3 separate regions of the Homo sapiens genome follow, and all the other regions are linked to region 2. Evidence: chromatin contacts called from ENCODE Hi-C data. All regions are on one chromosome and are shown on one strand. The core of a region is the stretch at or near the end of the contact, and the rest is flanking DNA. Distances in the headings are between cores, read along the strand shown. Region 1 has its middle 21 kb from the start of C22orf42. Region 2 holds the start of DEPDC5 (DEP domain containing 5, GATOR1 subcomplex subunit). Region 3 overlaps SLC5A1 (solute carrier family 5 member 1).

Region 1 (3,106 bases), core at 254-2,753, 380 kb after region 2:
TGTGTGCTCCATGCATGCTGTGCTGGTTCTTACCGGGTGCCAGAGCTTGTGGAGAAAGCAGCGTGAGCCATCCTGCTTCCCTGCGACTCTCCAGAACCAGCAGCCTAATGTAAGGGGCCGCGTTAAGTATCAGAGAGGGAGAAAGGATCATTTTCATTTACTCAGCATCTCTCAGATATCAAGGACCAGATACCTAAGTATGTTGTCTCATTCAGTTATAAAGGCCCCGTGAAGTGAGTTTCGGTTGCACCTTTCTTTAGGACGGTCAGCTGGGTCTCTCTGCTAAACATCAAGCGCTGTGACACAGGCTCATACAAAAACTACTCCCTAGGACCCCCTATGCCCCCCTCCCCAGCCCCCACCTGCAGCTGTGGTGCAGGAAAGCTGAACCCCTGACTCCGGTGGGCATTTGCTCAGCAGGGTGTCCACAACTCTGCCTGCGCTTCTGAAGCTGAGATGAGACAGTCAGCCCCATGCATACAATGACAGGATGTCTGGAAATGCAGAGGCCCAAGGAAATTCATGTCTGGATCAGGTTTTCCCTTTGATTGTGGCCCAGGAATGGGAATGAGCTCCTGGGAGGGCGTTTGCTTCCCTAAGGAGTGAAGTGGCATGGAAGGGGACAGGGATTCTCTACGTTATAGGGTTGTGGTAACCCTGATCTCTTGGTGACCACAAAGTAAGAGCAGGGAGGCATCCTCAGGTATCCCCAATGCCCCAGAGTCTCAGCAGCCACGGGAAGGTCCAATCTGACCACAACCACAACTCCAGGGGTCTCACTTCCATCCTCTCTGGTGTTGCTTTAGCCTGTAGGCTGAAGATTAACCCCCACCCTAATCGCTTGTGCTATCTATAGATCACAGACAATGGTGTGGAGAAATACTTGCCTTGCTTACCCCCACCTAGTCATGTACCCCATGCTTGCTCAGTCTATCACGACCCTGTCACGTGGACCCCTTAGAGTTGTAAGCCCTTAAAAGGGCCAGGAACTCTTTCTTTGGGGAGCTCGGTTCTGTTCTTATGACGCAAGTCTGCTGACCTCCCGGCCTAATAAAGCCTCTTCCTTCTTTAACCCGGTGTCTGAGGAGTTTTGTCTGTGGCTCATCCTGCTACATTTCTTGGTTCCCTGACCGGGAAGTGAAGCAGCCCCTTAGGTGGCTTAGGCTTGCCCTGTGGAGCATCCCTGCAGGGGACTCTGGCCAGCTTGAGCTACGTGGATCCTGAGCATGCTCCTGGGTAGGCATTTGCCCCGGTGGAATGCCTTGTCAGAGCAGTGCATGGCAGGCCCCAGCAGAGGATCAATGCAGTGGCTGAGCACCGGGAGGGAACTGGCGCTTGGAGTCCGTATATCTGGAACATGGTAGGACTGGTCTTGGGAACTTGCCCACTCCATTTGAGTGGAAGCATGGCCTGATCACCCACAGAGTGCCTTTATCGGCACTTTGGTTTTGGTTTTGATTTTGACTTGGTTTGAATTCCTTGGCAAACGGGCGTGCCTTTGTCGGCACTTTGGTTTTGGTTTTGATTTTGACTTGGTTTGAATTACTTGACAAATGGGCGTGCCTTTATCGGCACTTTGGTTTTGGTTTCGATTTTGACTTGAATTGCTTGACAGGACCTGTCTTGGGAACTTGTCCACTCCATTTGAGTGGAAGCATGGCCTGATCACCCACAGCGTGCCTTTATCAGCACTTTGGTTTTGGTTTTGGTTTTGGTTTTGACTTGGTTTAAATTGCTTGACGAACGGGCGTGTCCTTTATCTGCACTTTGGTTTTGGTTTTGATTCTGATTTGGTGTGAATTCCTTGAACCCATTAACCCACGGGTGGCCCGAATGCATTCAGTCTGTAGCGGCAACTGCTTTGCTGACAGAAGAAAGTAGAAAAATAACTTTTAGAGGAAACCTCATTGTGAGCACACCTCACCAGTTCAGAAGTATCCTAAGTTAAAAAAAAAAAAGCAAAAAGGTAGCTTAATAACTCAAAAATCTTAAAGTATGGGGCTACTCCGTTAGAAAAAGATGATTTAACATAAACCCCTGAAAATTCCCTTAACCCAGAAGATTTCCTAACAGGGAATTTAAATCTTAATTACCATACAAAGATCCGACCAGACCTAGGAGGAACTACCTTCAGGACAGGATGATAGATAGTTCCTCCCAGGTGATTAAGGAGAAAAACCACAATGGGTATTTTGTAATTGAGGAAAACTCTTGTAGAAGTAGAGTTAGGAAAATTGCCTAATAATTGGTCTGCTCAACTTTGCCACCCAGCCAAGCCTTGAAGTACTTACAGAACCAGGAAAAAAAAAAGCCATCTATACCAATTCTAAGTTAATCTGGACTAAACAAAGTCTTATTAATAGCAAAGGATAATTGAAATCCCACACTTACAAGGTTTTCAACAAAAGTAAAGTTGTTTTGCTAAAAGTTAACAGTGTAACGTGTATGATAGTAACTTCTAATCTGTGGCCTTAGACAGTCTAGTCCACAGACCTGAAGGAAGTTTGCTTTGGAAAAGAATGGTTATCATCTTCGAAAAAAAGAAAAAAGAAAAAAAGTGGGGGTGCAGAATTTATATAAAAAGGAATGTTATATGGAAAATTCTTGTCCTGAAATAAATTAACTAGTTGTTTAAGGAAAGGGATGTTTCCAATAAGTCAGAAAGTTGAGACATGTCGAAGAATTGTCTGTGAAAATCATGAAAAAAAGTGTTAGAAAAAGAAATTTATGCAAGAAATGTTGTATAATTTAAATTAATTATCCTCCTGAATGTAAAACTGTTGAAGAAACAGTTTATGTGCAAGGTATATAAGGAAAGTAAAATATGCCTTTGGTAAAAGGATTATAAGGAAGCATAAGAATGTGGATTTTTACCTACATTAAAAGGTTACAAAAATTGTTTTGAAGGTTTAAGCAAGTTTTGAAACATTAATTGTAAAGAAAATTCTGTGTGTAAACATATTGGCTAAAGTTAAAGGGGTATCATCCAGTTTTTCTGTGAACTGGACATTAAAATAAAAACACAACAGATTTTTCTTAAAGCGCTAACCTGCTCTTTGACAAAAATTATAAAAGGTTAAAAAAGTCTATAAAAGGTCAGACATTA
Region 2 (3,292 bases), core at 759-3,258:
CTCAGGAGAAGGAATCAAATTCCCTTGAGGGCTAAGAAGAGAGAATCCTATTAGCTTCCCCAGGGATGGAAGAATGTCCCATCAACCACCATTGCTAAAGACAAAAACTATCTTGGGGGATCTAGGTGTATCTCCTGAAGTGGCAACATAGAAACATTTTTTAACATAACATTGTTATTCTTAAAAAATTTTGTAACTGTTGCAATCCACTGTATCACATATGTTTTATTACAAGATAAACAATTTCAGCCAGGAGTGGTGGCTTGGCCTGTAGTCCCAGTCCCTTGGGAGGCTGAGGCAGAAGAATCACTTGAGCCCAGAAAATTGAGGTTGCAGTGAGCTATGATAGAACCACTGCACTGCAGCCTTGGCAACAGAGCTAGACCTGGTCTTGGGGGAAAAAAAAGGCCCGGCTACAGTGATTGGTGCCTGTAATCCCAGAACTTTGGGAGGCCAAGGCGGACGGATTACTTGAGCTCTGGAGTTTGAGACCAGCCTGGGCCACATGGCAAAACCCCGTCTCTACAAAAAATACAAAAATTAGCTGAGCATGCACCTGTAATCCCAGCTACTAGGAGGCTGAGGTGGGAGGATCGCATGAGCCAGGCAGGCAGAGATGGCAGTGAGACGGGATCATGCCACTGCACTCCAGCCTGGGTGAGGGTGACCTCATCTCAAAACAAAAACAAAAAAACAAACAAACAAAAAAATTGCAATTACTTAACACTTGCATTATTTACCTAACTTCTCCTGAGTCCCAACATAAAGGCATCCATGCTTAAGAACGTTGCTTGTCCTGTCCCAGGGTCCCCTTGGTCCACTGCAGAATCTTTCACTACAGTGTAACATGTTTTTTCTTTCAACATTTTTAAGTTTTCCAAATCCGTAAGAAATGGGCACTGTTAGTATTAAAGATATAAAGAAATTTAAGACAAGTGCTGTGTCGTTTAGATTTAGCAGTCAGTGTGATTAGAAGCAGCAGAGGAGAGGCGTGACCCAAGACACCGATTCTAGTTATAAGGTCTCTCTGGCTTCAAGAGGGGAAGCAGGGAGTCCCTATCGAGTTGCTGCCGCTCAGGTCAGAAACGGTGGACTGGACTAGGGGGCGGGGGTATCAGTGGCAGCAGGCGGAGCTGGCAATTGTCAGGAGTCCTTGGCCAGAGCCTGACCCAGCCCACCCAGCTCTCTGGTTTTCTGCTTGGAGAGAAAGATATCCTGACAGACGCGAGTTTAGGCAGTGCCCTGGGTATGACCAAAGGATGTTGGTTAAAGGCCCCGTTCTGGGAACGGGTCAGGATTCGTCCTTGCTTCCTTCTGAAGGGTTTTGTGTCCTCAGGCTGTTTCCTGGTTTGTGAAATAGGATAGTATCTGCCTCCTGCATCCATCAGGTAATAGGGATGCAATGATTACATAAGGACTATGAAGCCACGGCAGCCATTCTTATTAATAACCTGAGGGGCGCAGAACGTCGTTTAGAGTTTGCAAGGGTTTGAAAAGCCCCCCGTAAGTGGACACTTCCCAGCAGAGGCCATCACCCTAACTCTCGCGTGCTCAGCCCCTTGCATTTTACAGAAGTCCTCCCAGAAACTCTCGTTGGCGCCTCTTAGCTGCCCAATGAGGCCACATGAGTCATTAACCTCGTTCATATAACAGAAAACGGAGCTCTGACGGATCTCGTTTCCCCTGTGGGGAGATCACTGAGTCGGAAACGAAGCTCTGTGGCCATGGATCTACTTCGGATAGACTAGGAGGAAATGGATTTCCTCCGTGGGGCGGGAGGCTCTAGTGCTCGAGGGCAGGAAACGCCAGGAGGTGGCCCAAGGAAGAGGCCGCACACGACGCCCCGCCCCCGGCTCGAGCCCCGGATGAGGAAGTGGTGCGGCCACCGAGACGAGACGGAGGCCCGGCGAGAGCGGCGCGGGGGCGCGAGGGCGGGAAGGAGGCGGGGCCCCGGGGCGGAGCCACCGGAGCGGCGCGGGTTCTCAGGTGAGCGCTACACGGTCGGGGCGGGCCTAGTAGGCGCTTCAGGCTTAGGGGCGGAACAGCGCGGGCCGCGCGGGCGTAGGCGGGGTATCTGGAGGAGGCGCAGGGAACCTGGAGAGGGTCCAGCCCTCAGTGCCCCGGCCAGAGGCGGGAAGGGGCTCTAGAGCTTCGGTGAGTGGAGCTGCCCGCCCCGGACTGGGGATTGGGGGGGCTTGAGATAGGGGACCTTGGCCCAGGTTCGAGTTCCAGGCTCCATCCCCATTCCGCTGTGTGACCTTGGACAAGTCTCTCTCCCTCTCTGAGCCTCAACGGCCTCAGCTGTGAAACGGAGTCAGGGAAGGTCTGCTGAGAGTTCGCACAGACCGAGGTTTGGGGAAGGAACTTCTGCCTTCCTCCTCTTTGTGGTTGCCTTGCTCAGGACATTGGCAGCAAAACGAGAATGGTGGGAGTGTCTCTTAAGTCTCGAGTGACCTTGAGCAAGTCCCTTGCCCGGAGTCACACTTTCATCATCTACAAAATGAGTGGGCTAACCTCTTTTAAGATCTCTTTACTATTTGGGTGTTATTGGTGTAGATGGAGACAAGGTGATGAGCACCCATTCAGCGCAATGCTTCCCCTATGGGGGTGTGATAGAATATCTTCTCCTAGGTTTGACTAGCCCCTGGCCCGAATTCCCCTTAGTTCCTGGATTCTGTGGTTCTATTTGTTCTCCATCGCTCCTTGTAACTGGAGGAGTGACTTCTTCCGAGAGTCACTTGGCACCACTTCACAGCAGAGGAACACCAGTATCTTCACTGGCCTAAAATCAAAGAGTGGTTGCAAGGAAAAATCTGACATTCCAACCTTTTCGTTTGTATTTCTGTGGCAGGGAGGCAAGATGACTTCTCTGCCCCAAGCTTGGAACAGCTAAAGGGAAAAACAGTGCAAGATGAGAACAACAAAGGTCTACAAACTCGTCATCCACAAGAAGGGCTTTGGGGGCAGTGGTCAGTATCGATTGGTCTTTAGAGGTTTTGTAAGTTGGCTGAGGTTCTGGTGTGTGCAATACCTAGAAATTACACACTGACTCGTGTGACAATTGAGGCTAAACAGGCGACTAAACAGACTAAAGCAGCAACTGTCATACAGTAACAATAGGAGGATGGCAGGACCCTTCTAATGCATTTGCATTCAGACTTTTAAGGAACATTGTGAATGCTGCCGGTTTACTACCCTTCATTTGTTGAATTGCATTATTAATTACAAATCTTCCGTGTATGTTCCATAAAATTCCAGCCTGCACTGGTTTGGCAGATAAGAGAAACTAAAA
Region 3 (2,960 bases), core at 152-2,651, 300 kb after region 2:
GGCTGGTCTTGAATTCCTGGGCTCAAATGATTCTCCCACCTCAGCCTCCTGAGTAGCTGGGATTATAGGCACATGCCACCATGTGGCTGTAATCCCAGCTACTCAGGAGGCTAAAATAAATATAGCATTCATTAGGAACCTCAATATGCTTGTAAGAAAGGCATAAAAAGTTCCATTCCTGCCATTTAACAGACAAGCAAGCAGATCCAGGTGGAGTGACTTGCTGGAAGTGATACTGGAAGCTAATTTCGCACTAGCCCTACAGTAAGCTGTATGTATCTTCTGAGCCTCAGTTTCCTTGTCTGTCAAATGTAGGTTCCTGCCTCCTTCATCTAAGTCTTTTGAGGCTGCAGGGGAAGAAGGAATGTGAAAGTGTTTCAGAAAGTGGAGTGGGTAGAAGAAGGTGCACGAATGGGGAGGTATGTCCTTTTGGCTGGCAAGGCCACTCTTCTAGTTTTCGATTACATTTTTGACCCTTTCCTCCTCAGGCTATGTTTTCCACCAATCGTGGGACTGTTGGAGGCTTCTTCCTGGCAGGCCGAAGTATGGTGTGGTGGCCGGTAAGTTTTCTCTGAAATGCTATTTACATAACTGCTTAACTGATACTCCCTTTAGGAACTCATTTTCTTCTTGGCTTTGGGTGGTGGTGATTCTAGGATTCAAGGATCCCAACCAGATTCTTGACAGTGAGTCTCATGCTCATCGGGTCTCCTGGGCACCCTTAATCTCTTGTAGTAAGGGAATAGCCTTTAAATAAATCACCCTTAGAGTCCTTCAATAAAATACAAAGTTGGTTCAAAGCCTATCATTGGTCCATAAATCCATAACCAGAATATTAGTTCTCAAATGCGCTGGCCCAAGGAACATATCACAGGGGTCAGAGGCTCTCCACTGCTGACATCTCACTTGCCCTTTGCCCCTCCATCTGCCTTTATCCCAGTCGCTTTGTGCCACAGGAAGAGTGGGCAGCAGAGAAGCTTCTGGAAGAAGGAACAACTTGTATTGACCTGGGTTGATATACCTGAGACAGAGAGGGTTTGGGTTGTCACCCACAAGAAAAGTAGGAGAAAATCAGAGCTCATAAAGTCTGAAAACATACTGGATAGAGGAGAGACTGGTTTTGGGCATTCCTGGGGTTTAGGGGGCTTTGAAAGGAGTGGTTATGACCTGAAACAGGTGAAGATTCAGAAACTCTGGAAACAGACTCTGTTCCTGAAAACTGAATGAGGCCCAGAGAGAAAAACAGTTTGTGTGTTGGCTTGAGGATAGAAGCAAGGGACAATCAGAGGGAAGGAGCAAGGACTCCAGGATTGAAATTACAAGAAGAGTCAGCTTACATAGGGATCTGGGCTGGGAGGTCCCCGGAAGCCTGAGTCATGCTTGAGGCAAGCCAAGGCAACTCATCTGAGTAACATGAAACCATGAAACTGTACCTTACGTAACTGTGGGCTGGTTGGTGGCCCAGGATTCCCTTTTTATGTGGCACCAGGGTTTGCCACGTTTCACTCACAGCTGTCTGTGCGGAGATGTGATGGTAGGAAAGCTGTGAAGCTCAGGGGCTGAGCTTCGAAGGGGAATTCCCCACTCTTTGGATATTGGCAGCAGAAATTACACAGAGAAGTGAGGCCCCAGGTACACAGCCCAGTGAGAGACTCTTGTTTTGGAAGAGAGTTTGATCACACCTACCAGGACTACTGGCAGAGCCAGCTCCATGGGATCAGCTCCCTTAGATTCAGAAAGAAGCATTCCAAAGGGCAGGGAGTGGGAACTGCACAAGGAGCCACAGGATTTGGCTTGTTCCAGCTTTGTGACATTGGGCAATTCATTAATCTCTGAGTCTCTGAGAGTCTCCTCTATAATGTGGAGCTGGTCAGATAAGGAATCTCAAAGGCTCTTCCAGGACTAAAATTCTAAGTTTCAGCTAGGCACAGTGACTCACACCTGTAATCCAGGCATTTTGGGAGGCAGAAGTGAGAGAATTGCTTGAGCTCAGGAGTTCAAGACCAGCCTGGGCAACATAGCAAGATCTTATCTCTACAGAAAAATTAAAAACTAGCTGGGCGTGGTGGTGTGCACCTGTAGTCCTAGCTACTTGGAAGGCTGAGGTGGGAGGATCGCTTGATCTGGGAAGGTGAAGGCTACAGTGAGCCATGATTGCATTACTGCCTTCCAGCCTGGGGGACAGAGTGAGACCCTGTTTCAAACAACAACAACAACAACAAAAACCCCAAAAAACAAAAACAACAACAACAAAAATCCCAAACCCAACAACAACAAAACAACAACAAAATAGTTGACAAACTTTTTCTGTAAAGGGCCAGATTCTAAATATTTCTAGCTTTGCTGCTATGCAATCTCTGTCACAACTATTCCACTCTGCTGTTGTAACACAAAAACATCCAAGGAAAATGGATGAATGAATGGATGTGGCTGACTTTATTTGCAAAAATAGGTGGAGGGCCAGATTTCTTGTTTTGAGGACACACACAGACAGTCTCAGAACAGAGCCTGGCACACATTAAACCCTCAGGTTTAGCTCTTGTTCTTCTTTGCAACTGAAACCTATTGAAGGACTGTCATATCACTTATCTGATTGAATCCTCAATGATCTAGTGAGGTAAGTAGAGTGAAGATGATGATTAACCCCATGGGTTGCCCACGTTTACACAAGATAATGACAGAGCTAAGACTTCCTCTGATCTTCTGGTTATTCAGGTCTCTTTCTCCTTGTCTTTTGAGATGGAAATTTATGAGGCCAATTGGTGTGGCCTAAAGATTGGTCTGAAAACCAAGAAATTATTTCATTTGGGGCCGACCAGAGACCCTGATGAAAATTTTCCCTGAAGAAAGAGGACAGGTTCTCAAACTTTTCAAGTCCTCTTGGGTAAAATATATCTGATTTTATCGTTATGTTTCTAAAACCTAATGATCAGGTCAAAGTCCAGCCACTTATGATGTCA

Evidence for each region. Hi-C counts contacts between places; a loop is a spot of excess contacts on that map. Pooled maps may share reads with other maps.
Region 1: a map with no recorded cell type shows a loop between it and region 2 (8-fold over the local background). The contact joins the enhancer-like site here to the promoter of DEPDC5 in region 2. A Hi-C loop is called at or near these places in 1 of 168 maps with a recorded cell type or tissue (naive thymus-derived CD4-positive, alpha-beta T cell), 1 of 37 single-sample maps with no recorded cell type and 8 of 50 pooled maps.
Region 3: a loop to region 2 is called in a pooled map, with 5 times the contacts of the local background. The contact joins the enhancer-like site here to the promoter of DEPDC5 in region 2. A Hi-C loop is called at or near these places in 5 of 50 pooled maps.

The regions. Positions count from the first base shown.
Region 1 is chr22:32,136,553-32,139,658 of GRCh38, forward strand. No RefSeq gene overlaps it. Among named protein-coding and RNA genes, the nearest start is that of C22orf42, 21 kb to the right of the region's middle. Within about 2 kb of position 1,504, at least 9 of the 41 ENCODE cell types and tissues checked have a DNase peak (open chromatin) inside an H3K27ac peak, as active enhancers do.
Region 2 is chr22:31,752,011-31,755,302 of GRCh38, forward strand. DEPDC5 (DEP domain containing 5, GATOR1 subcomplex subunit) reads left to right here and starts at 2,009. Exons shown (of 43, transcript NM_001242896.3): 1 at 2,009-2,154; 2 at 2,852-2,969. The coding sequence starts at 2,912. RefSeq lists a silencer at 1,774-2,083.
Region 3 is chr22:32,049,455-32,052,414 of GRCh38, forward strand. It overlaps SLC5A1 (solute carrier family 5 member 1), which reads left to right. Exons shown (of 15, transcript NM_000343.4): 2 at 489-560. Among named protein-coding and RNA genes, the nearest start is that of SLC5A1, 7.7 kb to the left of the region's middle. Within about 2 kb of position 1,402, at least 7 of the 41 ENCODE cell types and tissues checked have a DNase peak (open chromatin) inside an H3K27ac peak, as active enhancers do.